Linked DNA regions of Homo sapiens: all the other regions are linked to region 3. A link is an interaction called in ENCODE POLR2A ChIA-PET data of the cell type or tissue named here. Cell type or tissue: CD4-positive, alpha-beta T cell. All regions are shown on one strand. Each heading gives the region's core, and the rest is flanking DNA. Links, peaks and the distances in the headings are about the cores only. Region 1 holds the start of ZC3H8 (zinc finger CCCH-type containing 8). Region 2 overlaps ZC3H8 (zinc finger CCCH-type containing 8). Region 3 overlaps FBLN7 (fibulin 7).

Evidence for each region. ChIA-PET counts read pairs that join two places held together with the same protein. Peaks named below come from ENCODE experiments on the same cell type or tissue, not always from the same donor. Only the 100,000 strongest peaks of a DNase experiment are listed, where the experiment ranks them.
Region 1: POLR2A ChIA-PET joins it to region 3 with 45 read pairs; 9 of 35 experiments call an interaction of 5 or more read pairs at or near these places.
Region 2: POLR2A ChIA-PET joins it to region 3 with 16 read pairs; 8 of 35 experiments call an interaction of 5 or more read pairs at or near these places.

What each region holds. Positions count from the first base shown.
Region 1 is chr2:112,250,696-112,258,463 of GRCh38, forward strand. It overlaps ZC3H8 (zinc finger CCCH-type containing 8), which reads right to left and starts at 4,347. Exons shown (of 9, transcript NM_032494.3): 1 at 4,213-4,347. The coding sequence starts at 4,286. RefSeq lists a silencer at 4,320-4,529 and a cis regulatory region at 6,080-6,331. In CD4-positive, alpha-beta T cell, for the core only: no CTCF peak of the experiment used is centred there; a DNase peak (open chromatin) is centred at 4,436; H3K4me3 peaks cover 1,489 bases; H3K27ac peaks cover 807 bases.
Region 2 is chr2:112,239,493-112,247,260 of GRCh38, forward strand. All of the region lies in intron 2 of ZC3H8 (zinc finger CCCH-type containing 8), which reads right to left. It also overlaps a transcript of FBLN7 not described here. Among named protein-coding and RNA genes, the nearest start is that of ZC3H8, 12 kb to the right of the region's middle. In CD4-positive, alpha-beta T cell, for the core only: no CTCF peak of the experiment used is centred there; no DNase peak of the experiment used is centred there.
Region 3 is chr2:112,177,848-112,185,615 of GRCh38, forward strand. FBLN7 (fibulin 7) reads left to right here. Exons shown (of 8, transcript NM_153214.3): 5 at 3,892-4,029; 6 at 4,944-5,081; 7 at 7,354-7,492. Among named protein-coding and RNA genes, the nearest start is that of FBLN7, 43 kb to the left of the region's middle. In CD4-positive, alpha-beta T cell, for the core only: a CTCF peak has its summit at 3,924; DNase peaks (open chromatin) are centred at 3,954, 5,014 and 5,654; H3K4me3 peaks cover 2,720 bases; H3K27ac peaks cover 3,638 bases.

The DNA.
Region 1 (7,768 bases), core at 1,856-6,855, 73 kb after region 3:
TATGGTAAGTATAGGGGCATATATGGGGAACACAACCCAGACTTGGGGATCAGAGGCATTCAGAGCCTAAATGATACTTATGAGTTAGCCAAAAAAGAGGAAAGAGGAATGTGAGAGAGAAGGGTATTTTAGGCAGAATGCAGAGTGCCTTTTGAGATTAGGAGCGAGACAAACACATTTAAGTGTAAAGATGAAAAAGAAAAACTGTTTTCAGACTTACAGGACTGAGAAGTTGACCATGCATATATATAACAGTCTGAGACAATTACTTGAGGCTATTCCAGCAAAACTAAATATGAACCCAAGAGGGATGGGAAATATAAGAACATGGTGAACAAAGAAGACAATAAAATGTATAGATGTATCTGAATAATGGTTGATACTAGAAATATAGGGAGCTGAAGAAAATATTATCTTAGTAAGTGGTGACTATTGAACACAAGATTGGGAAAAGCTGTGAATTAAAATATGAGTTACACACCAGATAAAGGCAAGGAATTGGGGAATGTGTCCCATCTCAAGAGAACATGTTACAAAGGGAAAGCACTGACAGCACAAGGAGAATGTGAACAGTGGCTCCGTGGCTGTTCTTTCAAAGTTACAGGAGCTCAGGCTTCACAGCTTTGTCCAATTCAACAGTTTACACTGACTCAGAGCTCCAGAGTTACATCCATCAGATGAGGTACTAAGTTGTGAGCCTGCTACAGAAGCCACCATTACAAGAACCAAAAACCCCAATACTTGTGAATCTTTATAGCTATAGTTTCCAGTAATGAATCATCTCATGGAGTAGGAGGCAACCTCTCCTTAGGCAGAGGAATAATGACAATAATGACCTCAATAGCAGTAACAGCATCAGCCAACACTTGAATGATGCTTACTCTGTGCCAGATGCTGCTCCATACACGTAACACTTACCACAAACAACAGTGTTATGACATACATACTAAAAGCCCATTTTACGGATGAGAAAACAATCACAGAAAGGATATGTAACTTGTCACAGAGCTAATACATGGTGGAGCTGAGATCTGAGCCCCAGCAGGCAGGCAAAGCTCCCAAGTATGTGCCCTACAATCACACTGTTATTCAACACTGCCCATTCTAAATAGATGTCTACTTTCACTGTGAAGGTCTACAATACTCAGCACCCATATTAGACCTATGAGCAGGATAGGACAGAGGTGACCACCTCTTCTCTGTAAAACATGTTCTTTACTTAGCTTCAGAGATAGTGGGCTCTTCTAGTTTCTTCTTTCCACAGCTACTACTTCTCAGTCTCCTTTGTTGGTTCCTTATCTTCACAACTTTCAAAGTCAGTTCTCACCTCTTCTCTTCTTTGTCTATATTCTCATCTATATTCTCATTCCAGGCTATCCCTTTCTATATCATCACTATGAATATCATCTGTATGTAGTTGATTTCAATATCCAAGTCTCTAACCCAAACCCCTCTTCTTAAATCCAAACAGAGCTAACTTCCTAGTCAACATAACCACCTGAACATCTACTAGACATATGTAATCTTAAAACATCCAACACTGAACTCTTGCTCTTCTCTCTGAAGCCTAATCCTTCTTGCTATCTAAAACGGCAACACCATCCCTCTCAAGATCCCTACCAAAACCTTAAAGTCAATCTTGATTCCTCTCTCACATCCCCATCCAATCTCTGAGGAAATCCAGTTTATTCTATCTTCAACATACCCACGTTTGACCACTTCTTGCCACTAATACAACAATCCAAGCTGCTCTGGCACCCCTACATTCTACTCTCAACACAACTAGAATGACCCTGCTAAAATATTTCAAATGTCACTCTGCTGAAAAACCCTCCAATGGTCTCTTGTCTCATTCAGAGTAAAAGCCAAAGTCCTTATTTCGGCACCTACCAGTTCCTCCATGATTGGGCTCCCCTAACCCTACCCCAGTACCTCGCAGACTTCCAAGTCCCTCTTACTCCACCCCAGCTGTCCTGGCCACTTTGCTCCCCTAACCCAATCACACCAAGCTCACTCCGTCTGAGGACCTTTATACAGACTCCTCTCCACCCCTCTGGACTATGAAACCCCCTCACCTCCTTCAGGTCCCTACACAGATTTTTAAAACTTACCAATGTTATCAGTGAGGCTTTCCTTATCTACCTTCTTAAAATATCTACACCTCCCAGCCGGGCGCGGTGGCTCACGCCTGTAATCCCAGCACTTTGGGAGGCCAAGGCGGGCAGATCACAAGGTCAGGAGATCGAGACCATCCTGTCTAACATGGTGAAACCCCGTCTCTACTAAAAATACGTCGGGCGTGGTGGCAGGCGCCTGTAGTCCCAGCTACTCGGGAGGCTGAGGCAGGAGAATGGTGTGAACCCGGAAGGCAGAGCTTGCAGTGAGCCGAGATCGCGCCACTGCACCCCAGCCTGGGCGACAGAGCCAGACTCTGCTCAAAAAAATAAAAAAAAAACCCACAAAACTACTCCCTCCCTACCATCCCACCAGTGCTTATTTTCCCCTTACCCTTCATTCATTTTCTCAGGGCATTTAGTACCACCTAAAATATGATATATTTATGTATGTCTCCCCCTTCCCCTAATAATGTAAATTCATTAGTACAGAAATTTTCATCTCTTCTTCATTTACTACTATATCCCCAAGGCCGTAGCAGGTGCTCAATACGATTTTTTGAATGAATGAGAAGTATTCCCATCACAAATTACTCGGAAAAAAAACCAGAAACCATATGAGAAAAGACTGATTCATCTGACTGCATAAAACCAAACCACAACATCCCCATTCCTTTTTACATTGAAAAATAATGCCATAGGCAAAGACAAATGACAATTGGGAGTAAAGTATTCGCAGATAAGAGATCCTAGAATGTGAAAAAGACCAAAAAGGAGAAAAATGGGCAAATAATATGGACAGCTCACCATACTTCCATACCATCCTTCACCCATCATTTTGGCAAAATTCCAAGTGTCTTTTATGTATTGCAGTCAAGTTTTGGGGAATGGAGCTTGTGTCCAACACACTTTGAAACTGATAGCTGCTGTTCGGATTTTTAAATGTTGCTATTATCTTTTTTTTGTGTGATGAATTCTTATGTATTTTATAACATATCAATTAGTACCAGTTATTTTTCTTAGTAAATTATATCATCTGCAAGTAATTAGTGTATCTGTCTCTTTCCAATATTTATAGGGCTTATTTTAAAATTTTAGTCATTTTGCATGAGAAGCTTGGTGATAAAATCATGGATCCTGGACATAGCTCTTCCACTTACACTGTGCAATCTCGGCAGGTTATTTAGCCTCTCCGTGCCTCAGTTTTCCCATCTGTAAAACGAGGACGGCATCATCTTCTCTTTAAGTTTGTTTTGAGGATTAAGTGATTTATTTCATGTAAAGCACAAGGTAAAGCTCTGGATGATCAGTTAAGGTAAAATTTGAGATAGAGTGAACAGCTGACCAATATCGAATGGTAAAATCAATCACAACTGGAAATATATCTCAGTTGAGGGAAATAAAAGACGTAGGTTTAAGAACAAAGATGGTGGTTTTTAGCATTTCAAATCACTAGACACTGCTCCAAAAATATAATCTACAAATTAGGGCCATCTGACCAAGAGTCTCACTTGCTTTTCCAACCTAATGGAAATATTAAGTCCAAATGACGTCTGTTGCTTTATTGTGGTCTTTAGGGTCTTTCCATGCAAATCAGTGGACTAATGGCAGAGTATTGCCTATTCTTTACCTTTCAATAAACTTGTGGTTTCATCCTTTCTACAGAAAAGAACCTAGGAGGTGTCAGTGAAAAAGGTCACATCAGTGTCCTCTGGGAGTTTACGGTCTCGTGGAAACAGGCAACAACGGTAAAGACAGACGCTACGGGACCACAGAGGCGGGCTCCTCACCCGCTGCTGTGCAGAGAAAGGGGCGCATCCCGGAGCCTTCTCGCCTCCACCCCGCTCCCCCGCCCAGGCTCTCGACAGCCCCGGCCCTGACGGCCTAAGCCTGAGCCCCGCGTTCAGCTTCTGCTCCCACCCGGACCCCGCACGACCTCTATAGGTCAGACGGTGGCGCCCGGCCGGCCCACGTGCTCCCCACGGGCCCTCGCGACGCGGCCCGGACGTGGCCCCGGACTGCCTCCAATCCAGAAGAAACTAAGAGGCGGAGTCCCGCTGAGCCCCTGCATTCAAAAGATGAAAAGATATGGGATCACCTTTCGTCAGAGTCCGTGGCCGTTTTGCCGAGGGCCGGGTTGGGGGGTTTTGAGAAAAGATTCTCAAAATCCATGACCCAGACAGGTCCTCCCTTTCGCGAGCCGGGAAGCTACAGAGTAACAACCCGAGAGAGTGACAACCCGGACGCGACGAGACGGACCCAGAGCCGCGCCAGGGCCACAGGCTCCGCCCCGCGCAGCCTCACCTGCCCCGCGCATGCGCTGCACCGCCCTCCGCGACTCTGGGCAGGCCGGGTCTCTCCCTGCCTCCTTCGCCTCGGCTCTGCGCAGGCGCCGCCGTGGTTGCCCTTCTGTAAGCTTTTTCGTCCTTTACCTCAGATAGTAGAATTTTGTTTATTTTATTTATTTATTTGTTTGTTTGTTTGTTTATTTAAAGACAGAGTCAAGCTCTGTCGTCCAGGCTGGACTGCAGTGGCGTGATCTCGGCTCACTGCAACCTCCGCCTCCCGGGTTCAAGCAAGTCTCCTGCTTCAGCCTCCTGAGTAGCTGGGACTACAGGTGTCTGCCACCACGCCCAGCTAATTTTTGTATTTTTAGTAGAGACGGGATTTCACCATGTTGGCCAGGATGGTCTCGATCTCTTGATCTCGTGATCCGCCCGCCCCAGCCTTCCAAAGTGCTGGGATTACAGGCGTGAGCCACCGCGCCCGGCCCCAGCCCAGAATTTTTAAAATTAGTTGTTAGGATTCTGCTTTCACCTTGGTGAAAACTCTTCCATCAAAATCACAGTATTTCTAAGGGATGGTAGTAACAGCTAACATTTATCTGAGCACTCCACTACTATTCCTTAGAAATAGCGTTTCACATGTTAGCTAACTTAATCCTCACAACAGCCCTGTAAAAGATGTTCTATTACCATTCACAGTTTTGAAATGAATAAACAGATGTGTAGTCAGGTAATGTAACTTGTAGGGTCTCTACAATTGAATGGGAATTAAAATGAATACACAAGTAACCTCAAGACAGAAAAGTCCGTTAAAAAGTACCAAATACTAAGAGAATTCAGAAGAGGGAAAAAATTGCATCCAGTTGGGAAGGCTTCTTGAGAAGGGAGTATTTGAGCTGGGTCTTGAGATATTTCCATAGGAAAAGAGGAAGTGGGCATTCCAAGTAGAGAGAATTGTATGAAGGCAGGAAAATAGAGCATGCTGTTGCAGAACAGGAAATTGCTCAGTTTTGCTCAATGTAATGCCATTTAAGGGACCTGTAGAAAGGAAGGCTCAAACCCTAGGTTGGGCCAGTGATAGAGAACCTGACTTGCTTCTGTAAGTGAAGGGAGTGTTTGATTCTTGGCATGAATCAGGATCCCTTTACCGATTAGTGAAGGGAACTATTTGAAGCCAGACATCTTCCCCAGGGAAATTCTACTTTCCCATGTTGTTTATATTGTAGGCCATCACCTATGGAACATGAATCATTACTAAAAATTCAGAGAAAAAATTGAATTAAGGAGATAAAAACTAGAATTACCCCCTCTTTAGCAGGAAGCATTATTATAGAACCCAAATTGTTACCATACACACTTTTTTATATAAAATATCCAACATACAGCAAAAGATAACCAGACACAAATGAAAATTAGATTGGTAGGTAAAAAGCAGCTAAAACATCTGACCTGCAAAGGCATCAGACACTAGCATTTTCAGACAAAGACTATATAAAAGGCTACATATGTTTGTGTTAGATTGATGCCAAAAAAGGCCCCAATTTCTCCAACCTTTCCTGTATCCATGTCCTTTGCAATGTGACTTTGCAGCTCCTCCCATAAAGAGGTAGGATCTATTTCACCTCCTCTTTAATCTGAGTTGATTTTGCCTGATAGAATGACTTGTCTTAGCTAGTAGAATGCAGAAGTGGCCTGCCAATACCAAGCCAAGGCCCCAAGAGGCTTTGTATGTGTCTGCTGTCTCTTATATGCCTGCCTTCTTCAGGACAATAAACTCAGGCTACCCTGCTGACGATAAGGGAGAGGCATGTAGAAGATAAGGCTAATGGAGGACAGCGAAAACACCCAGTCAACAGCTAGCAAAACCCTAAAAGCAAAGCCTCCTAGGCAACATACAGCTGAGCACACACATGATGGAGTCCTGCAGAGAACCAAAGACTCTCAGATGATCCCAGTCCAAATTACTAACCCACATAAATAAATGGTCCTTGTTTTAAGCCACTAAGTTTTTAAGTAGTTTACTACATAGTAATATCTAACTAATAAAAAAGAAACTATAAAAAGTGTCATAGAGAAATTGGGGAGAAGTAACCAAGTAGAACTTCTAGAAATAAAAAATATAATACTGAAATTTTTAAAAATCAGTGGATGGGGCTGGGCGTGGTGGCTCACACCTGTAATCCCAGCACTTTGGGAGGCCAAGGCCGGTGGATCACAAGGTCAAGAGATAGAGACCATCCTGCCAAAATGGTGAAACCCTGTCTCTAATAAAAATACAAAAATTAGCTGGGCGGGTTGGCGCACGCCTGTAGTCCCAGCTACTCAGGAGTCTGAGGCAGGAGAATCGCTTGAACCCGGGAGGCGGAGGTTGCAGTGAGCTGAAATTGCGCCACTGCACTCCAGCCTGGGAGACAGAGTGAGACTCCATCTCAAAAAAAAAAAAAAAAAATCAGTGGATGGTGTGGTCATATTAAAATGTGTTCAAAAATTCCTTAACACTTCTCCCTGCAAAAGTTGGAGATTTAGTCCCCTCTTCTTTAATGTGGATAGGATTTACTTATTTATTTCTAACAAATACAATGTGGCAAAAGTGATGATGCATGATTTCTGAGGTCATAAGAAGACATTGTAGTTTCTGCCTTATTCTCTTGAATCATCTGCATGAAGGGAAGTCAGTCACCATGTCATGAATCACTCAGGCAGCCTGTGGAGAGCCAGCCATGTGGGTGAGGTACCTTGGAAACAGATCTCCCAGCACTAAGCAAGCCAGAAGACATCTCGACAGCAATCCCGTGAGAAACTGTGGGACAGAACCACCCAGCTAAGCAGCTCGCAGATTCGTGACCCACAGAGGATATAAGAAGATCAATGTTGGGCCAGGTGTGGTGGCTCACGCCTGTAATCCCAGCACTTTGGGAGTCTGAGGCAGGTGGATCACCTCAAGTCAGGAGGTTGAGACCAGCCTGGCCAACATGGTGAAACCCCGTCTCTACTAAAAATACAAAATTAGCTGGGTGTGGTGGCGCATGCCTGTAGTCCCAGTTACTTGGGAGGCTGAGGCACGAGAATCGCTTGAACCCAGGAGGCGGAGTTTGCAGTAAGCCGAGATCGCGCCATTGCACTCCAGCCTGGGCAAGAAGAGCAAAACTTCATCTCAAAAAATAATAATAATAATAAAGAAGATCAATGTTTGTTTTTTTAACCACAAAGTTTTAGGCCAATTTGCTGTCCTCTATAGCAATAGAAAAGTGAAATTCCCTATTATTATAAAGCAGATGGCCTAAACATAAAATTATCATATGACCCAGCAATTCCACTCCTAGGTATATACCCAAAGGAATTGAAAACAGGGACTGAAACATATATTTG
Region 2 (7,768 bases), core at 947-5,946, 61 kb after region 3:
GAAGCAAACTCAAAACAAACAGACAAAAAACAAAACAGAAGAATCGCTATTATAAAATATATTAGGTGGCCCAATTTAACAGTTTACTTTTTTTTTTTTTTTTTTTTTTTTTGATGGATTCTCACTCTATTGCCCAGGCTGGAGTGCAGTGGCACGATCTTGGCTCACTGCAACCTCTGCCTCCCAGGCTCAAGCGATTCCCTTGCCTCAGCCTCCCGAGTAGCTGGGACTACAGGCATGCACCACCATGCTCAGCTAATTTTTGTATTTTTGATAGAGACAGGGTTTCACCCTATTGGCCAGGCTGGTCCTGAACTGCTGACCTCAAGTGATCCGCCTGCCTCGGCCTCCCAAAGTGCTAGGATTACAGCCATGAGCCACCATGCCCGGCAACAGTTTACTTCTGATGGTTAACTTCAAAGTTAGGAGTTGTTCCACCAGAGGATTGATTATAAGCCTAGAAAATGAACTTGCTCCCTGCTTAAAGAATCCAAACAAGCTGAGGAAGTTTCTTGATCTGACAATGGCCTCAATTATACCTTATCTTCCCTACACCAGACAAGACTATCAACCAATTATCTTCAGGCCACCAAACTTCTTGTCTCTAGGTCTTCAAGAAAGAGTGCCTTTTCCCCATTAACACCATAGAATAAACTTGTAAATGTAACTTCTGGACTGATAGATCAGGGGTTGGCAAATTTTCAGCTTCACCACCTGTTTCTGTAAATACAGTTTTACTGTAACACCAATTACATCCATTCATTTACATATTGTCTTAGTTGTGACAGAGACAACATGGCCTACAAAGGTGAAAAGATTCACTAACTGATCCTTTATGAAAAGGTTGGCCGACTCCTGTGATAGATTATGTTTACCTTGGTTTTGGCCTTTAATTTTATTTAGTAGGCATGGGGGAACCAAAAAGATTATTCAGTATGCAGCAGCTCCTATGAAGTTTAGCTTAATCAAATACATAGAGGTGAGATTTTCTTCAGTGCATCTGAATCAAAATATTAAAATGATCCAAATGAGTGATTAAGTTCCCTCTGTCTGCACAAAACACATAGGCCTACAGTATTGAAGCAGACTCCTTTTACGACAAGTAATAATACGTTGGACTTACATTAAATGAAGACATGAAACAATCTGGCAACATTAATAAAGCCAGGACAATCATCAATTTTGCTGTTTTATTATACAGTAGGGATAAATATTACTAATGATTCTTTTCAGAGGGCATTGAAATATATAAAATACAAATAATTGAATACTTTTCTTCACTTAGCTAGCTATAAACTCATTGCTTCAGTTTGTTGTTTTTTGTATAATTTAAAAAGCATACGAACATGATTACATCCCCTTTCTCCTTTTGTAAGAGTCTAAATAACTTTTTTTATTCAAGATGGTTTACTGAACTAGTATGGCCTCCAGAAACCTCCAAAATTAAAGTACAGGTAACAGTGTGTGTGTGTGTGTGTGTGTGTGTGTGTGTGCGCGTGTGTATGTGTGTTGTGTTTTGTGTGTGTGTGTGTGTGTGTATGGGAGGCATGAAGTGCATTCATCAGGAATTAAGAGTCAAATTTCTGATAGACAAAAAGGAAGTTATGCTCTAAAGGGTGGGCTTAGGTACAGTGTGAGAAATGGGGCTATAAATGAGAATGAATTAAAATTCTACAAAAAACAGACAAAGCTGTTACAACAAATTCTCTCTGCCCTCTCCCTCTCCAGAACACAACCACCCAGGTACTTTCCCTAGGAAAAAAAGAGAAGGCTGTTATCCAAAGAAATGGAATAGAATGTCTGGTAAAAGCTAAGATGTGGGTACTACGACCACCCACATGGAGGTACTAAATCTTCCATGGGCTGGCATTTGGGAGCAACCCCTACTAGAAAAATACTCCATCCTACTCACCATAAAGCAGGGGTTCTCACCCTGCTGTCCAGAGACCCCCCCCTCAAGGGCCTATGGATTGAATTCAGAAAATTCAGTGAACTTGAATTCAGAAAATTCAGTGAACTTGAATGAGAAGAAAACCACATATTATTTTCATCAACCTCCAAATTGACATTTGGTATTTGAACAAAGGAAGTATGTTCAAATATGTTATTCCGTTTTGAACATAGGAAACAAAATATAGCAGTATCAGCAGTGCCTGTGACTGTCACTAACACAAATCACAGATATTTTCATGTATCACATTATAGTTGTTGCAGATCTCAAAATACCTTTTATGTTCATGACCACTGCAAAATTAGAATCAGACTAACTGCTCTGCTAGGTCTTAATATTCAGTGTATTAATAAAGAACATATTACTCTATAGCATTTGTTTTTAATATTTTGATAAACTGTATTTCAATCAAATCAATTTCCTTTGTAATCAAACATTTTATTTTATACACTTAAAAAACTTGAAAAGGGGTCCATAGGCTTCACCAGACTGCTAAAGGGGGTGCATGGCACAAAGTGGACTGAGAATTGTTACACTGCTGGAAAACCTCCTATCCACACAGCCTACTCACTCACCACCCAGTCAGGCTTCCTATTTAGAGAAAAGGCCTTTAGAGACACAGACTTACCAACACATCAGCAGAGGACATCTATTAACTCTCTGGGCCTTTCTTAAATGAATGGACAACAAAGGAATACAAAAGCATGTGACAAAAATCTAGAGCTGGAGTCAGTGAACTACAACCCAAGGGCAAAATCCGCTCTGCCACCTGTGTTTGTAAGCACCCACAAGCTAAGAATGAACTTTACATATTTTTTCATGGTTGAAACAAAAGAAATCAAAAGAATATTTCATGACACTTGAAAACTATATAAAATTTAAATTTCAGAGTCCATAAATACAATTTTATTGGAACATAGGCATACTCATTCATTTATATATTATATGGCCTGCTTCTTTGCTACAACAGCAGAGCTGAGTAGCTGCAAGAGACCTTCATGGCATTCTCATCACTTCGTAGAGATGCTCAGTTATAAATTGACAACATTTTGAGTGCTTCATTGAGTACCTCATGCTATTTAATTTTTTTTCCAGAGCATACTTACCACATCAAAACACAAAAAGCAAACTTCAAATGTCAAGTATTTAAAGGCGCAGTGAATTGTGGATTATTATACTGTCAAGTCAGACGGCAAATCACTGTGGTTATTATGTAACAATACTACAGTAGTGCTAAAAGAAAACAATGTATGTTGACATTACAGTATTAAGCATTCACCACAATATTCCCAACTCACAAGAGAGTAACAGAAAAATTAGAAAATTTTACTCCAGCTCTCTTCTGATTAAAATTATTCTTTTTTAAAATTAGACAATTTAAAATAAATGATCACATCCACAGATCTTTCCAAAAATAAAACAAAAACAAGACTATAATCAAAGTAAGTTTCATTTGTAGCCAAAGAAAGCTTATAATGAGTTAATTAAATCATGATTGATTACAGCAAAGAAATCTGTCCAGAGAAAATAAAGTTCTTAAGACAAGTGGCCTTTTGGCAAGAACAGCTGCTCAAAGATATGAGGAAACTGGAGCTTCATCAGACAATTTAAAACCAGGTAAATACTTTCCAGTGGTTTTCCTTGGCTTTTAATGAGTTCACAGGTGTTACTGACACTGCTTGGTATCACTGTGCTGTTCAAAGTTAAAATAGGAACAAGATCTCCATACCTACATTAATTTGCAGCAGATATATTTTGCACACTCAAACAGTTCCAGAAGTGTTTTTTCAGACTTTAAGTGCTTCAAAATCCATTTAACTATGCAACTGAGGAGCTTCCGCCTAACCTTTGATTGGCAGTGACTCATCTGCAATGTAGTAACATGCTAAAAGACAAATCTAAGAGAAGAATCGAACAAAGTTCCATAAATGTCTTCCAGGCAATGTATATGCTCAATTAAGATCATATTCTGGTGAACTGATATCAGTATTGGGCAATATCCATCTGTAGCGAAAAGACATTTTCAGAGATGAAATAAAGTCTTATTATATATCAGCTTAACAGATGAATCTTTGCAATCAATTTTGATAAGGAACAGTAACTTTGAACCCCAATTAAGCAAATAATTACCTCACAAAGAAGAATCCCATTCTTCTCATTAGAATCGTATTAAAAAACAATTATTATTATGTACTGAAGTCTATCAGTCAAAGGCTGTGTTGTGGAAACTTGTTTTCTCTCCTTCATTATATAAATACGTACATAACATCCTCAATTTTGCTTCTTGCCTTAAAAACCTAAAATATTTATTGTCTTGTCCTTTATAGAAAATGCTTACTGATCCCTGATCTCCAGAACATAACAAAAAAGCAAGAAAATAACTGAAAAACAGATCCAGAAGAAGCAACTATCATTTGAGAAAAAGAACTCGAAAATTTAAAAATACACAAAGATATTAAAAAATATATTCAAAAACAATGTTAGAAAGCTATCAAAACAAGAATAAGATCTTAGTTAAATTGTAATTTATGAAATAATGATAAATAGAAACAGAGGAAATATCTTGGGATATAAAGAAAAAAGATAAAAAATAAGAGATATGTCTCATATAAAAGGATATGAATAAATAATCTCACCACAATAGCACTAAGCAGAATGAATGAAAAAAGATTCACAATCGCATAGAATTAAGAATGCCAAGAATGAAGAGAAGAGCCTTAAAGCTTCCAGAGAAAACAGGATACTTACAAAGATATTAGAATGAAATTGGTAAATTTCACCTTTGTAACACTGGATAGTAGAAGACAATGGAGCAGTAACCTCAAACTTAATTCTATTTCAGCCAAACTATCAACAATGAGGTAAATTCAAGATATTTTCAGAAATGTTAACAAGAACTCAAAAATCTGTCTTCCATGCATCCCTACATATGGGTGTATGCCAACCAATGAGAAACCAACAGCTAGAAAATGATACTTAAAAAAAATTATTCACAATAGTTTCATTAAACACTTAGCAATAAATATAACAAAAGGTATATAAGATGTGAGATATCTACAAAGAAAGTTATAGGCATACCTTATTTGATGTCCTTCATTTTACTGTGTGTCACAAATAACACATTTCTTTTACAGATTGAAGGTCTGTGGCAACCCTGCATCAAACAAGTCTATTGGCACCATTTTTTGAAAAGCATGTGTTCACTCTGTGTCTCTGTGTCACATTTTGGTAATTCTCGCAATACATCTGTTATAGCGATCTGTGATCAGTGGTCTTTGACGTTACTATTGTAATTTTTGAGGGGGTGCCATGAACCATGCCCACATAAGATGGCGAACTTAATCGATAAATGTTGCATGTGTTCTGACTGCTCCACCAACCAGCCATTCTCCTGTCTCTCTCCCTCCCTCTCCCCTCAGGCTTCCCTATTCCCTGAGACACTAAGATACTGAAATTAGACTAATTAATAACCCTACAATGGCTTCTAAGTGTTCAAGGGAAAGGAAGAATCATATGTCTCTACTGAAATCAAAAGCTAGAAATGATTAAGCTTAGTGAGGAAGGCATGTCAAAAGTCAAGACAAGCTGAAAGCTAGGCCTCGTAAGCCAAATAGCCAACTTGTGAATGCAAAGGGAAGGTTCCTGAAGGAAAGTAAAAGTGCTACTCCAGTGAACACACTAATGATATGAACACAAAACAGCCTTATTGCTGATACAGAGAAATTGTATTGGTCTGGATAGAAGATCAAACCAGTCATAACATTCCCTTAAGCCAAAGCCTAATCCAGGGCAAGGCCCTAACTCTCTTCAATTCTATGAAGGTGGAAAAAGGTGAGGAAGCTGCAGAAGGAAAGTCTGAAGTTAGCAGAGGTTGGTTCTTGAGGTTTATGGATAGACGATGTCTCCATCACATAAAAAGTGCATGACAGGCCAGGCGCGGTGGCTCACGCTTATAATCCCAGCACTTTGGGAGGCCGAGGCGGGCAGATCACTTGAGGCCAGGGGTTCAAGACCAGCCTAGCCAACATAGTGAAACCCCGTCTCTACTAAAAATACAAAAATTAACTGGGTGTGATGGTGCACACCCGTAGTCCCAGCTACTCAGGAGGCTGAAGCAGGAGAATCGCTTGAACCCAGGAGGCAGACGATGCAGTGAGCCAAGGTAATGCCAATGCACTCCAGCCTGGGTGACAGAGCAAGACTCCATCTCAAAAAGCAATGTGCATGATGAAGCAACAAGTGCTGATGTAAAAGCTGCAAATTATCCAGAAGATCTAGCTAAGATCATTGATGAAGGTGGCCACACTAAACAACAGATTTTCAATGTAAATGAAACAGCCTTATGTTGGAAAAAGATGCCACTTGGGACTTTCATAACTAGAGAGAAGTCAATACCTCACTTCAAAGAATACCCTGACTTCACCACTACAATCTATGCATGTAACAAAATTGCACTTGCACCCCGTAAATTTATACAAATAAAATACTTTAAAAGGCTTCAAAAAGATAGGCTAACTCTTGTTAGGAGCTAATGCAGCTGGTGACTTTAAGTTGAAACCAATGCTCATTTACCAGTCTGAAAATTCTAGGGCCCTTAAGAATTATGCTAAATATACTCTGCCTGTGCTCTATATATGGAGCAACAGAGCCCAGATGGCAGTATATCTGTTTACAGCATGGTTTACTGACTATTTTAAGCCCACTGTTGAGACCTACTGCTCAGAAAAAATATCCTTTTCAAAATACTACTGCTCATTGACAATGCACCCAGTCACCCAAGAGCTCTGATGGAGATGAATGTTTTCATGTCCACAAACACAACAACCATTCTGCAGCTTATGGATCACGGAATAATTGACTTTCAAGTCTTATTTAAGAAATAAATACAAAATACACTTTTTAAGGTTATAGTAGCCATAGAAAGTGATTTCTCTGATGGATCTGGGCAGAGTAAATTGAAAACCTAGAAAGGATTCACCATTTTAGCTGACATTAAGAACATTCGTGATTCATGGCAGAAGGTCAAATATCAACAATAACAGGAGTTTGAAAGAAGGTGATTGCAACCCTCAGGGATGACTTTGAGGAGTTCAAGACTTCAGTAGACGAAGTAATTGCAGGTGTGGTGGAAAAGCAAGAGAACTAGAATTAGAAGTGGAGAATGAAGACGTGACTGAATTGCTGCAACTTCATGATCAAACTTGAACAGATGAGGAGCTGCTTCTTACAAGTGAACAATGTGGTTTCTTGAGATGCAATCTATTTCTGGTGAAGATGCTATGAACATTGTTGAAATGACAACAGATTTAGAATATTATATAAACCTAGTTGATAAAGCAGTGGCAGGGGTTGAGAGGATTGACTCCAATTTTGAAATTTTTACTGTGGGTAAAATGCTATCAAACAGCATCACATACTACAGAGAAATATTTTGTAAAAGGAGAAGTCAATTGAGGTGACAAACTTTACTGCTGTCCTATTTTAAGAAATTGCCAGAGCCACCTCAGTGTTTAGCAGTCACCACCCTCAGCAGCTATCAACACTGAGGCAAGACCCTCTGCCATCAAAAAGATGACTCGCTGACTGTTAACATTTTTTAGCAACAAAGAATTTTTAATTAAGATATATACTGTTTTCTAAAATATAATGGTATTGGACACCTAACAGAGTACTGTATAGTATAAATGTAACTTTTATATGCACTGGGAAACCAAAACATTCTTGTGCCTAGCTTTACTGCAATATTTGTTTTATTGTGGTGGTATGAAATCAAACCCTCAAAATCTGAGGTAATGCTCTTTCTTAACTTGCAAAGTG
Region 3 (7,768 bases), core at 1,852-6,851:
AATAACATTTTTTCCTGATTAGAAATATAATTTGGCCAAGCATGATGACTCATGCCTGTAATCCCAGCACTTTGGGAGGCTGAGGTGGGTGGATCATTTGAGGTTGGGAGTTTGAGACCAGCCTGGCCAACATGGTAAAACCCTGTCTCTACTAACAATACAAAAAAAAAAAATAGCAGGGTGTGGTGACGTGCACCTGTAATTCCAGCTGTTCAGAGGCAGAGGCAGGAGAATCATTTGAATGCGGGAGACAGAGGCTGCAGTAAGCCGAGATCGTGCCACTGCACTCCAGCCTGGGTGACACAGCGAGACTCTGTCTCAAAAAGAAAGAAAGAGAGAGAGAGAAAGAGAAATTTATGTTCCTGGCAAAAACCAAAAATGTGAACACTTTAGAAAAGTACAAGAAATACAAAAAAAAAAACCAAAAGAAAACAAACAAAAAAAAACCAGGAACAAAAAATAGTGGCCCATGAACAGACCAATAATGAGCTCTGAAATTGAATTGGTCATAAATAGCCTACCAACCAAAAAAAGCCCAGGACCTGACGGATTCACAGCCAAATTCTACCAGATGTACAAAGAAGAGCTGGTACCATTCCTACAGAAACTATTCCAAAAAACTGAGGAGGATGGACCTCTCCCCAACTTATTCGATGAGGCCAGAGTCATCTCGATACCAAAACCTGGCAGAGACACAACAAAAAAAGAAAATGTCAGGCCAATATCCTTGATGAACATTGATACAAAAATCCTCAACAAAATACTTGCAAACCAAATCCAGCAGCACATGAAAAAGCGAATCCACCATGATCAAGTAGGCTTCCTCCCCGGGATACAAGGTTGATTCAACATATAAAAATCAATAAATGTGATTCATCACATAAACAGAACTAAAAGCAAAACTACATGATTATCTCAATATATGCAAAAAGGCTTTTGATGAAATTCAACATCTCTTCATGTTAAAAACTCTCAACAAACTAGGTATTGAAGGAACAGACCTCAAAATAATAAGAGCCATCTATGACAAACTCACAGCCAACATTGTACGGAATGGGCATTCTCCTTGAAAACTGGCATAAGACAGGGATGCCCTTTCTCATCACTTCTATTCAACGTAGTATTGGAAGTCCTGGCGAGAGCAACAGGCGAGAGAAAGAAATAAAGCGCATCCAAATAGGAAGAGAGGAAATCAAACTATCTCTGTTTGCAGATGACATGATTCTATATCTAGAAAATCCCAAAGTCTCGGCCCAAAAGTTCCTTCAACTGATAAACAACTTCAGCAAAGTTGCAGGATACAAAATCAATGTAGAAAAATCACTAGCATTCCTATATACCAACAACAACCAAACTGAGAGCCAAATCAGAAAGACAATCCTATTCACAATTTGCCACACACACACAAATAAAATACCTAGGAATACAGCTAACCAGGGAGGTGAAAGATCTCTATAATGAGAATTACAAAACATGGCTCAAAAAAATCAGAGAAGACACAGACAAATGAAAAAACATTCCATGCTTATGGATACAAAGAATCAATATCATTAAAATGGCTACACTGCCCAAAACAACTTACAGATTCAATGCTATTCCTATCAAACTACCAAAGACATTCTTCACAGAACTAGAAAAAAATTACTTTAACATGCATATGGAACCCAAAAAGATCCTGAATACCCAAGGCAATCCTAAGCAAAAAGAACAAAGCTAAAGGAATCACATTACCCAACTTCAAACTATACCACAAGGCTACAGTGACCAAAACAGCATGGTACTGGTACAAAAACAGGCACGTAGACCAATGGAACGGAATAGAGAGCACAGAAATAAGGCCACACATCTATGACCATCTGATCTTTGACCAAGCTGACAAAAACAAGAATGGGGAAAAGACTCCTATTCAATAAATGGTGCTGGGATAACTGGCTAGCCATATGCAGAAGACTGAAACTGAACCACTTCTTACACCACAGACAAAAATCAACTCAAGATGGATTAAAGAGTTAGATGTAAAATCCAAAACTACAAAAACCCTGGAAGACAACGTAGGCAATACCATCCTGACAGAGGAATGGACAAAGATTTCATGACAAAGATACCAAAAGCAATTACAACAAAAGCAAAAATTGACAAACGGATTCTAATTAAACTTAAGAGCTTCTGCATAGCAAAAGAAAGTATCAAAGGAGTAAACAGACAACCTACAGAATGGGAGAAAATATTTGCAAACTATGCATCTGACAAAGGTCTAATATCCAGCGTCTATAAGGAACTTAAATTTACAAGAGAAAAACAAACAACCCCATTAAAAAGTGGGCAACGTACATGAACAGAAACTTCTCAAAAGAAAACCTACAACAGGCCAACAAGCATATGGAAAAAAAAGCTCCATATCACTGATGATTAAAGAAATGCAAATCAAAACTATCTGGTATGAGATACTATCTCACACCCCTCAGAATGGCTATTATTAAAAAGCCAAAAAGTAACCGATCCTGGAGAGGTTGTGGAGAAAAGGAAACCCTTATACACTGTTGGTGGGAGTGTAAATTAGTTCAACCATTGTGGAAAGCAGTATGGTGATTCCTCAAAGAGCTAAAAGCAGAACTACCACTTGACCCAGCAATCCTATTACTGGGTATATACCCAGAGCAACACAAAACATTCTACCATAAAGACACATGCACTCGAATATTTGTTGCAGCACTGTTCACAATAGCAAAGACATGGAACCAACCTAAATGCTCGTCAATAACAGACTGGATAAAGAAAATGCGGTACATGGGGCTGGGCGTGGTGGCTCACGCCTGTAATTCCAGCACTTTGGGAGGCCGAGGTGGGCAGATCACGAAGTCAGGAGATCAAGACCATCCTGGCTAACATGGTGAAACCCCGTCTCTACTAAAAAAATACAAAAAAATTTGCCCGGTGTGGTGGCGGGCGCCTGTAGTCCCAGCTACTTAGGAGGCTGAGGCAGGAGAATGGCATGAACCCGGGAGGCAGAGCTCGCAGTGAGCGGAGATCGTGCCACTGCACTCCAGCCTGGGCGACAGAGTGAGACTCTGTCTCAAAAAAAAAAAAAAAAAAAAAAACGAAAGAAAAAAAAGAAAAGAAAATGTGGGACATATACACCATGGAATATTACGCAGCCACAAAAAAGAATGAGATCATGTCTTTTGTGGAAACATGGATGGAGCTGGAGGCTACCATCCTTGGCAAACTAACATAGGAACAGAAAACCAAATACGGCATGTTCTCACTTATAACTGGGAGTTAATTGATAACAACTTATGAACACAAAGAAGGAAACAACAGACACTGGGTCTACTTGAGGGGTTGGGGAGGAGGGAGAGGAGCAGAAAAGGTAACTATTGGGTACTGGGCTTAATACCTGGGTGATGTGTACAATAACCCCCTGTGACACGTGTTTATCTATGTAACAAACCTTCACATGTTGAAGGTCTTCAAACCTAAAATTAAAAATAATAAAATAAAGAATACACACACACACACAAAGAAACAAAAAATAGTGGCCCATGGTTTTAAACTCTAGTGATCACCGTTAGAATTTTGGGGTGTTCAAGTCTTTTTAAGTGAAGACGTGGATTTGCCCCAGCTGTCCTTCTCGGGGTGCGGCTTGGTGGCCTGCATTTTCCTGCACCATTCTATTCCAGGGCGCTTCCTTTCCCGCGCCCCCTTCGCGTAGGCCCTGGACGGGTCGTCTGGGTCTGTGGTTGATTACTTGTCTCTCCTTTCCCTACTCCAGAGTAAGCCCTTTGAGAAGGGGCCGTGCCTCCGTCTTGGTTCTGCTCCCGGCCCCTACCCAAGGTCGGGCCCACGGCAGGTGCGCCAGGGCCCGGCACTGAGCGTGTCTTCTCCCCGCAGCCGCCCCCGAGGGCAGCGTGGCCGGCGACTCCGCCTTCAGCCGCGCGCCGCGCTGTGCGCAGGTGGAGCGGGCTCAGCACTGCAGCTGCGAGGCCGGATTCCACCTGAGCGGCGCCGCCGGCGACAGCGTCTGCCAGGGTAGGCGCGGGCTCCGCCAGGACACTGGGGACAGCACGGGGAGGACATGGGGCGGGGAAGGGGCTCTCACCCACCGCCCTCCTGCCGGCACGGGTGGCTTCCTGCGCGCGGTCTCAGAAGGCCTGGCCACTTTGCATTATAGGTAAGTGTTGACCTAGTGATGGCTAGAAGGCAGCTAATTCACAGAAATCAGAGCTCGCCCCGCCTCAGAACCTGGTCCAGCCTATGCCCAAGCCACACGCGCTTGGTTCAGGAGAGCCTTGAGACCCTCCATCCCCTCCGCCCTGGCTGGAATCACGTCTACGGGTGGCAAGGAGGAGCTTAAATCGCCGTGTTGGTAGAGCGGGCCCGGAGCTGGGTAGGGGTGTGGGACTCATTCCTTGGTCCCCTCTGGGCTTAGCTTTCCTGACGGCTCAGTTTTGCTGTGCTCTCCTGATTACCAGAGTTCTCTCCCCAAACAACGCAAAGCAGGAGTTCAAAGCTGAGATCTGGTCAGTTGGTGCTAATAGCCTCATTTTACAGCACAGAAAGGAGGATTCCCAAAGATAAAGAGAGTTAACATGGGGCTGTTAACCCATCCCTACTTTCTGGGAATAGGCTTGATTTGCCAGCCTCTGCAGGGTCTCCCCAGGTGTCTTCAGCCTAAGACAGTGATGCCTTTCTAGGGCCTAGCACTTCAGCTCCCTCTCACTCCTCCTTTTAGCCCTCTGGGCCCTCGGCTTAGGAGAAAGGGAAGCACACCTGCTCCTCTTGTGAGTGCTCTGCTGGGGGTAGGGCATGGCGGCTGCCCGAGGCCCAGCCACTTAACTGCAGCTGCCACTGCCTCCAGGAATTGAAGCATGATTGTTCTGGGTCACAGCTGGCAACACTTGCTGCATGGCTCCTAAAGTCACAGTGAGCACTTCTGTCTGCAGACGTGAACGAGTGTGAGCTCTACGGGCAGGAGGGGCGCCCCCGGCTCTGCATGCACGCCTGCGTGAACACCCCGGGCTCTTACCGTTGCACCTGCCCCGGTGGATACCGAACTCTGGCTGACGGGAAGAGCTGTGAGGGTGAGTGAGGCTACAGAGTGTCGTCTGCACCCAGCCACCTGCTGCTGTGCTGAACCCCCAGGACCTCACAGTCGGGAGTGAGGTGGTTAGGAGAGTCACAGTTTCAGATACATTGGATTTTTAAAAAGCCACCAACCAAAGGGCTTCTCAAAGGTCAGGCCACATTATCATCTACATAAATAGGAAAATGAGTTCCTTAAACATCTTGGCAACTAGTCTTTTCCGACTTTATTTGAGTAAATGGGTTTTTTGTTTTCTTCAAGGTCTGGTCAATTCTACCCACTCAACAATTCCTTCAGCTAGGGCTGGGCCTAAAGGCAGAGTGGCCAGGTGGTCACCCATGTCATGTAATCTGGAGGAACCCATGAGACTCCATGACCCTGTGTCCACCTGTAAGTCCACCTCTGAAAGGGGCAGCACCTTACAGGCACTTATGTCTTAGTGAGGTCGGGCGCTACAGCACCAGCCTTGTCTGATGGTAGCTGAGGACAACAAGGGAGGCGGAGCACCCAGGGAGGGACAAGAGTCGGGGGCATCACTACCCCTGGCTTGTGAGGTACAGGAAGTGAGGGGGCTTATCAGAGCCTGAAAGATTGTGGCTCTGATCAAGGACACAGCCTCCATCAGAACCACATCCAGGCAGGTCAGGACTCCTCAGGCTGGGTCACTGTCATTTGCCAACCCCAGCTAAAAACCAGTCAGCCTCTCAGGTGCAGAGAGTGGGTTGGGGGGCAGCGGCGCAGATGGAAAATAACTGGCTCAGGTTTCACCCCAGTGCTGAATCCTGTCCATCAGCAGTGGTTTCCTGGAGGGCCGGGTTGAGGTTTCTGAGGCTGATTCCTGGCAGAGTGGGAAAGAACATCTTAAGTTGACAAGGAATGTCTGCAGCAGGGATGGGAGGCACCTAAGAGATTAGGAAGGATGTGTGCAGAGTGGGTTGGTTGTAGAACAGAGAGGCTGAGAACCCTCGCAACAGTCACCATCATCACTACAGGACAAGTCCCAGGGACACTGGGTGCCTAACAGGAAGCCTCCTGTGTTTCCCCACCTCCACTTAGGGAAAATACAGATGTCAGTTGATGTAGACATGCTGAATCTCCACATGAGCTGAGTCAGAGCACACATCTCAGGCCTGAAGCCCAAGTGGGATCATCCTGACCCTTGGCCCTTAAACCACCATGCTGCAGTGGGCCTTTCGGGGGGCTGGTTCTGCTCCTGCAGGCATACCTCACACTAGGAGGGTGGACAGGCCCACCTCCCCAGCTGGACTTCCCCCATGGAAACAGGACACAGAGGGGAGCCCCGCTGGCTCCAGATAACAGCTCTGACCCACCAAGGGAGAACGGGAGAAGAGAGGGCAGAGGGCTCCTCCATGGGCTGACGTGGGAATGTGAGGGGAGAGGTGGCTCCCCGGTGACATCCCATTGGGGCCCCGCTGCAGGGCTCTGAGGAGTGGGTGACCTGGGGCTGGAGCAGGAGAAGGCATCCAGATAGCCACCCACACTCCCTCCCTCCCACAGTGCTCACGAAGGCCCACCTGGGGTTGCTTGGGGTTGGGAGGGACGGCCTCCAGCTGGGGAGACTCTCTGGATGTCTGCAAAGGGAGCAGAGAACTCATACAAATCATGATATTGAGGTGTCTGCACTCGCATGGGGTGAGGCTGGCAGGGAAGACTTTCTAGAAGATTCTAATTTAAAAAAAGTGTGTGTATATATAGTATATATAGGTATATGGTATATATATGCTGTATATGGTGTATATATGGTATATATATGAATATGGTATATGTATATATATGTATATGGTATATATATATACACACACCATATATACCATATATACGTATATATGGTGTGTGTATATATATACCATATATACATATATATATATACCATATACATATATATACACACACACATATATATATATGAAGAATAACAGCCATGGAGGGTAATGGGGCACTTGGGCTGAGAAGCAGACAGGTCTAAGAGAAGCATTGTGACCAGTAACACTCACCTGGTGCTTTCCACCATCCTTGCCACCTGTCATACCCCAGGGAAAGAGGACAGGATCCCAGGGAGGGGCACTCCCTGGCATTTCCTCAGGGCCCTGATTCCACACAGTTAAGGAAGGCAGGCTTTCTGCTTTAAGAATAAGTGCCAGGAGCAGGGAGCACCACATTACAGGACCTGCAGGGCCTCTCATGTGGTTCTGTCTGCAATGGAGGGAAGGTCAGGGCGATTCTCACCTGTTGTATGTCCTGTATCTCAGATGTGGATGAATGTGTGGGCCTGCAGCCGGTGTGCCCCCAGGGGACCACATGCATCAACACCGGTGGAAGCTTCCAGTGTGTCAGCCCTGAGTGCCCCGAGGGCAGCGGCAATGTGAGCTACGTGAAGACGTCTCCATTGTGAGTATCTCCAGGGGAGGCACACCCTCACCCAGGCCTCCAAGTGTGGCTGGGCTGGATGCTTCCTAGAGGTTCTTGGGAGAAGGTACAGTTATACCATAGAAAGATGAGAGGCAGGAGGCTGGGAGGCTGGTGTCTCTGAATTTCCATTTCCGCTTAGTGGTTGCATTTAATGCGTTGCTGCTCTGGAGAAATAAGAACCCCATTCCCCATGGGAGTAATATACTAAGTGCACCCCCACTACATAGAGGTTGATGGGGTTGCTGCCACCCCAGG